Regions from separate parts of the Homo sapiens genome. Here region 2 is linked to region 1. Evidence: chromatin contacts called from ENCODE Hi-C or POLR2A ChIA-PET data. All regions are on one chromosome and are shown on one strand. Each heading gives the region's core, a stretch centred on a gene start or an enhancer-like site at or near the end of the contact. The rest is flanking DNA. Distances are from core to core; before and after follow the strand shown. Region 1 overlaps TRD-AS1 (TRD antisense RNA 1). Region 2 overlaps C14orf93 (chromosome 14 open reading frame 93).

What was found. A loop is a pair of places that touch in the nucleus more often than their neighbours do. ChIA-PET counts read pairs that join two places held with the same protein, here RNA polymerase II (POLR2A). Pooled maps may share reads with other maps.
Region 2: a pooled map shows a loop between it and region 1 (4-fold over the local background). The contact joins two enhancer-like sites. A Hi-C loop is called at or near these places in 2 of 50 pooled maps. POLR2A ChIA-PET finds 5 or more read pairs at or near these places in 2 of 52 experiments (B cell and OCI-LY7).

Annotation. Positions count from the first base shown.
Region 1 is chr14:22,381,802-22,385,419 of GRCh38, forward strand. It overlaps TRD-AS1 (TRD antisense RNA 1), which reads right to left. Exons shown (of 5, transcript NR_148361.1): 3 at 550-604; 4 at 43-179. It also overlaps TRA. Among named protein-coding and RNA genes, the nearest start is that of TRD-AS1, 99 kb to the right of the region's middle. RefSeq lists an enhancer at 1,853-2,562. Within about 2 kb of position 2,055, at least 3 of the 41 ENCODE cell types and tissues checked have a DNase peak (open chromatin) inside an H3K27ac peak, as active enhancers do.
Region 2 is chr14:23,005,340-23,008,957 of GRCh38, forward strand. All of the region lies in intron 1 of C14orf93 (chromosome 14 open reading frame 93), which reads right to left. LOC124903286 (a long non-coding RNA gene) reads left to right here. Exons shown (of 2, transcript XR_007064075.1): 2 at 1,229-3,618. Among named protein-coding and RNA genes, the nearest start is that of C14orf93, 3.0 kb to the right of the region's middle. RefSeq lists enhancers at 1,302-1,671, 2,605-3,165 and a silencer at 1,832-1,881. Within about 2 kb of position 1,437, at least 6 of the 41 ENCODE cell types and tissues checked have a DNase peak (open chromatin) inside an H3K27ac peak, as active enhancers do.

The sequences.
Region 1 (3,618 bases), core at 805-3,304:
CACACAAATATTATCCATAAAAAGAATTATATTCCCACCAACCTGCTGTGGCATTCATCAGTGACCCTTTGAAGTTCAGCCATTGAAGGGGCAGGTTAAAATGCAAATTTGTTTCTTGGAGAGGTAGCACATAGAGCTATTATCAACTGTCAATGCTCCGGTATTGCTGGAATGTCAGACTAAGAAGTTTGGGTTAAAAATTAACATATCAGTAAGTGAAGACTGGCTTTATATATTACATATTTAATTTATAAAAATGGTGACATTAAAAGGTGGCACCAAAATGTAAATAGAATCAAGATCACTTTGGATAAATTAACGCATGACACAAGCCTTTGACATGTTATTAATGGAAATGAGTTTGGGGGATCTAATTTAGCCTTTGAGATTAGTGTCAACAAAGAAAGGTATCTCCTCTGGTGCCCATGGCAGAAGCAGAACATTAGTACAATTCACCATAGATCAGTTTCACTTTGTAATTCAGTGTAAGTGGTTTATATGATAGAGAGGGCAGGAAGATCTGGTTTTGACTCTGTCTCTACTACTTACAAGATGCGTGAAGCTGCTCAAGTCACTTAAGCAAGGTGAGCCTCAGGTTCTTCATCTACAAAAGTGGGATGTAGAAAAGAAGAGTAAATGTAAAATTCCTGTTCAGTAGTTGTCTATTAAAGAATCTCTCCTTCCTTCCTCTATTCACATCCATCAGGGAGAGGAGTAGGCTGATGGTGCCAGCTAAGGACCTCGGCACTCCTAGACCTATTCCTGAACCATTAATGGCTCTGAATTTGGGACAGGAATGTTACTCTCATGGTTAATTCCTTGCTCACTTGTCTGCTGGTGCTTGTTCACAATGTCAAAGATATGGCAACTTCATGGGAAGGCAGGTTTAACTTTTTGGTGTTTTTGCACTAGCCTGTATATCTGTCTACCTTTCATATGAGAACCACCTTGCTGATTCAGACTGGAAGCTTCAAGAGAGAAGTTTCTTTCCATTTAATGCACTGGGGATGGTGCTCAACAGAGAACCACACTCAAATCGGGGCTAAATAATATGGCAATATCATGGTTACAAAAGAAACACCTCCCTTTCTCACCAAATCACTGAATCCCTTATTCTATAAAAATGAAATTGAACTGCAAACATCACCACCATGACAAGAGGATTTAGGCACACTGATCAACTGATTAAATTCTATTTGTCATCCAGAGTGATCCTGGAGGCCTTCAGAGCCTGGAGGAAACCTCTCTGTGACTCTACTCACATCTTTACACACGGAAAATCCAATTAGGCTGAGTATCTACAGCAGCTTCCAGAAGTAAACTGATTGCAGAAGGGCAGCCTGCTGCCTGAGGACTGCAGGGGACGAGGAAGGGGTGGGCCACCTGGAAGGGACCTCTGCCTTCTCAGCACCTAGAGTTGGTTTCCAGATGATCACATAGTTTAACCCTTTTCTTTTATAGACAAGGAAATTGAGGCCCAGAAAGGTTAACAGTCTTGCCCAAGACCTAAGATTAGAAGGCAGAGTTGGGGTTGAGAATTGCTTATGTGAGACTCAGACCCAAAGCAGACGACCATATTTTCAAATTCAGTGAAAACTGGAAAACTCGTATGGGCCTACCCAGCCTGGAAAATCCCCATGTATTACCAATACATAGTAAACGAATCAAAGATTGAAAAGTTTACTTGAAAACCAATCAGAAGTCCTCTCCCACATGCAAAAATCCCACCCTAATAGAACACTCATCACCCGTCAGACTGTCTTAACACTTCTTCCTTTTTCTTTCTTTGCAAACCCCTTTGAGCCTGTGCCAGAAGTGACGGTGTCTGCCACCCTCTCTGCAGTCAGTCCTGACCAGTTCTCTGGGGTTTACACCTGTCCTCTGGCCACTCGTCTGCTGCACTTCCTGCATCTGCTTGTTTCACCTTGGCCCCAGCTTTACCTGAGGGGTGCTTGGCCTGTGCCTTGAGTTCCAGGGCCTATGTTTACTTCAAAAATATTAATGTCAATTCCTTCAACTTGTTCCAAAGACAACAGAGCCTCTCACAAGCAGGCAAGCCCTGCCACTTGTTACGTAGTTGAGGCTGACGAGCCTGCAGGTCCCAGCCAACTTTATCACCTCCCTCTTCTGAGGGGTGGAAGTCCCCAACATCTCAGGGTCCCCTGAGAGTATGGGGATTCCCACATCGGCAAGTACCTGCTTCAGAGAAGCCCATGAGAAACTGGCCCAGAGCAAGCGGGTCCACCCTCCCATTGTGGGAAAGTGAAGGGCAGAAGGAGTCTGGCTGGAGGTCACTCCTGCCACTGATCTTCCTCACTCGGGTCCAGCCTGTCAGAGGATAAAGCACAGTGGTGGGTGGGGGTATCTGGCTCTCCCCCACCCTCCTTCTCAGGGGTTCAGTAGTCCCTGGGAACAAGATTCAGCTCAGGAATTTCTGGGATGCTGGTCAGTTCTGGCCCTAAGGACACTGGGAGTGACAGCGGGCTGCTAAGGATGTGACAGTGACTGGGCTGTTCCCTTCACATGACTACCAGGGCAAGCCCTGGCCAAATCCCAGCACCTGCTGAAAGTTGAAGCTGACCACTGGAGTGATTAGATTCATGACATGTGGTGGAGGCCTGGGGAGTGGAGCTACTGGGAAAGGACACAGCTAAGGAATCTCCTCCCTCCCAGCATTGCTTGACCCTTTCACAAAGACAGTGGTAGGTAGAGGAAGAAGGAGAATTGGCCTACTCCTTCCTTTTCGCTGTATATGGTCATAGAAATTGTCAGAACTTTATATCTAGATTCAAGTTCTATCTCTAGCACAATTAGCTCTAAAACTTTGCGAACGTTACTTAACCTCCTAGGTCCTCTTTGTTCATAAAACGAGAACGTAATACATACCTTGGTTGGCTGTGAAAGTTATATGAGTCAGTGTTGTGGGGAAGTTGAAGGCATGCAGTAGATGCACAAGGAAAATTAAATTCCGTTCCCCAGTTCCTGGCTTGCAAGTTGGGGGTTAAACTCAGTTAAGCTCAGAGAAGACATGACATGACGGGGGATCAAGGGAGATGTGGGAAGCTCACGGGCTGTGGTTCCCACTGATCCACATTAGACTCCAAATGACAACACCCTCACAATCCCATGAAATTGAGCAGAATTTCTCTTCTTTCTTGTGATGTTTCCAGAAATGAAGAGAGAGGGAAGGAAGACACAGACTCTGATCTTTGGCTTCACTTTGGTTCCAAGACCTGGAGCTGATAGTGTATGGAGGGTTGCCTGTTTGTCCAGGCACTATGAATAAGACCAAGGTAATCCAGCCCAACTCTACGACACAGCTAAGCCAACAAGCAGCTGGATCTTGTGTCTCAGCACTCACAGAAATGTATAAATCATCTGATACCAACTGCTCCCCGGAAGCCTCTGTCTCCAGAATATAAATGTCCAACTACAGGACTGGCAAAGAAACCAAGCCCTGGGCAATGCCTACTATGGACCCTTATTTCTTGTGGTTTGCTAAGAAAAAAGTAGGCCCAAGGGAGAGGAGGGGGAAAACCAGGAGGGTCTAAAGTTCTTCTGACTGAAAGAAAAGACCACATCAGAGAGAAAGAAAGGAATCAGTTAAGTAATAAAAGG
Region 2 (3,618 bases), core at 187-2,686, 620 kb after region 1:
AGAGGAAATACCATGGCTGGGCATGGTGGCTCATGCCTGTAATCCCAGCACTTTGGGAGGAGGAGGATCGCTTGAGCCCAGGAGTTTGAGACCAACCTCGGCAGCATAGCAAGACCCAGTCTCTAAAAAATAAATAAATAAAAAGAGGAGACACCAGTATATTAGAGAAGAAGTGTATTTATTTAACATTTTAAATTTCAAATGATGGCAACATGTTTAAGTAGAAAGTCCTGAAAACAACTGACTAGGTCTAAAAAAGAGAAAAAGATCTTCAATCTTGGGATGCGTTGCCAACACAACATGACAGTAGATGTCACACTTAGGTTTGCAAAAAATATAAGCATTTGGGGTTCATTTCAGTATTGGTCTAATTTAAATAAATGTGAAACGAGCCTTAAAAATGTACTTTCCAGTACTTTTGGTATTTTTCATAAATATTTAGATAAAAAAGAAAGACAATTCATCTCCTTTAGACAGACAGTTCAGGGTAAGACTGTCCATAATTTTAACTATCCCTTTCCTCCCAAGTCACATTTTTGTTAGGACTAAATATATCATACTCTTGGCAGTTCCCTTGCTTGCTTTCTCCCCATTCTGAGTTTGAATTTTCTGCATGACTGAGTTCACCTCCAAACTATGAAAAATAAAAGTTTTCTCACTATTTAATAGATGTGTATGATATGGTATCACTCAGATGATATATGTTTTTATAATGGGTGCTTGACTCATTCAGGGTCATGCTAGCAATAGACTTCCTTAAATGTGATTACTGAAAGCATGGCAATTCATATCATAATCTTCATTTTAAGAAATAAATAAGGAAAACGGCCACTTAAAGCTCCTGCTGTGTTGGTCAGTCCTACTCCTCCACTTCAAGGTGCAAAATGGCTCACCTGTCAAAAGGTTCTCTCAAAACCTATTTTTATCAGAAATGAGCTCCTTATCACACAAGAGCAGCTAAGTAAATACCACAAAATACTATTTTCCCACATTTTAAAAGAGTGACTCGACTAATGGTCTGCAAAAAATCCAAGACCTTATTTTTAGGGGTAAAAAAGAGAGCTGTAGACCCAGAAGGCCGAATGCGGTCTTTAAAGGATTCCACGTAATCTGAAAATTCCACGTATATTTCTATAGCAGGATGAGAATTTTTAGCCCAGTATAGCACAGTCCTTTTTATTTACATTTGCTAAGATTACATTGGTAAGATTAATATTTCCGATTTCAGGTTTGCCTAAAGGACCCACTGCATTTATGGAGAAACTGAAAAATGAAAAAGTAGCTCCTAGAACTCGTGCCAGCGAGAACTTGGTAAATGTTAGTTGATTAAATATTAGTCAAGGATGACAAGGTGGACCCCAGGGAGGGCAGAACCGTTTCCGATGGGTCAGTGTGATTCAGCTACGGGAAAGGCGATCGCAGCGACGCGGGAAGCAGAGATCGGCGACTGCTCAAGAGGCCTCAGGGGACAGGGTGACTCGCCACTGTGCCCTACCATACAGTGCGCTCTGGGAGTCCCGGGTAAAGGGGGTCATTCCCGCGAGGGATGCGGAGAGCAGAGCGGCCGGAGGAGCGGCTAGGGATCTCGCCGGGTCACCGGGGAGGGTAGACTACGTAGCCCCGAGAGCTTTGAGAACTTGGGCTGAAGGCGGCGCTCGCCGTGAGAACTGACGCGGAGGTGCAGCTTTGCAGCCCTACAGATGTTCTACCGCGTGTGCCTGGCGCTACCGCACGGGCTGACTCAGCTAGGCAGAGGCGGAGGCGGGCGCGCGGGAGACAGAACTATCCGCGGCGCCTGCCCGTGTACCCGGCTACCGCGCGCACGCGGGGAGACACCGCCCCGTTTGCCTTCTGGCTCCCGGTGATTGGCGGTTAGACGATGGCTGGGGAGCAGGGTCACGGACACTATTGGCTGCAAACAACAGTCACTCAAAAAGTCAGGTAGGGGAGGGGCCTCCTCAGGGAGGGACAAGACTGTGAGGCTTTTTCAAGGCCGTCAGACGCCATCTTTAGCTTGTTTTTGTTTACTTGCTTTTGTTCTCTGCTGCTCACAAACCTGTGTGTACACGATTATAAGCACAGTGGCCACAAATCGGCGTCACACGTTGGGTGGTGGCCGACTTTTAGTTACTGCTGGCCTCGGTTACATTTCTTTCACATGTCACCTGCAAATTAGCAGCTCCTCACAGTTCAAAGAAGTTTCCAATACTAGGGGCCCCGAGGATTCCCAGGCAAAATCAACAGAGTTTAGTTTTGCTTTGCTTTGGAAGGCCAAGCCAACGATATATATGTGCGAGGAATTCTCTCCTTTCTTAGGAAGAAAAAGCAAGAACAGTGGATATGACCCTACGTTCCTGGATGTAGAAATCAAATAGCCTAGGAAATCAGGGATACGGGCTCTGCACTGTTCAGGGAGAGCTCTCCCTATTTTTTGAGACGCTAAAAAGTAAGGTAAAAAGTATATGTGATGACCTGTAGTGATGTGGAAAAGAGCTAAAAAGGGTAAAACTCCATTAAAAATTCCCGTAACTGGCCGGGCGCGGTGGCTCACGCCTGTAATCCCAGCACTTTGAGAGGCAGAGGCGGGCGGATCACCTAAAGTCAGGAGTTGGAGACCAGCCTGACCAACATGGTGAAACCCCGTCTCTACTAAAAATACAAAAATCAGCCCGGCATGGTGGCACATGCCTGTAATCCCAGCTACTCGGGAGGCCGAGACAGGAGAATCGCTTGAACCCAGGAGGCGAAGGTTGCAGTGAGCCAAGATCGCACCATTGCCACTGCAGCCTGGGCAACAAGAGCGAAACTCCGTTTCAAAAAAAAAAAAAAAAAAAAAAAAAACTCCCATCACTGTTGTGATCACAAAGATCACTAAAATGTGACTAGATTTCAAAGAAATGCAGGTCTGAAATTGTGGAATAATCCACAGTCGAGCCAGTATTTATTAAGCACTGGTCTGACTTGAATTGTTAGAGAATAAAAATACACTCAGCACAAGTAAGAAACCCAGAAAGCCCAAACAGGGCCACTTTTGTTATAAATTTGTACAAGTAACTTTATTGCAGTCAGTATTTAGGAGTCAAATACTGCTTGAAATAGAGTAGGATGCTAGCTGTGTAATAGAAATGCATTATTATACAGAAGTTTTGTTGTAATGAAATTTAAATTCTACAGTAGATTTTTTTTTTTGTCTCCTGGTTGTCACTGCATTTGTGACATTCCAGTTTCTCCCTCAGCACCTCATATACCTCCTATGCTTTCACTCCAATCTGCGAATACAAATTTGGATACAGATATTTTCCATACAACTTCTAATGAGGAGATAGTGATTCTGTAACAGAATGAAGTGAAAATAGGGCTCCTATAACAGGAGGTTCTGCTCTGCGAGCCTGTTTTTCTCTAATTCATATACTTTTTTCTGTGACTCTTAGAAATGAGAAGCTTTCCATTCTAAAAATGCAACATGATAACCAAAAGGCATTTCTTATCCCTTCTATTATTTGCCTTTGCATCCTCTTGGCTCCCCATCACCATCACCATGAACAGTTTTTGAGAATTACACTTGACTGGATTTTTTTCCTGATACTTTGCCAGCTGTGGAGCTTTTCGAATATTCCA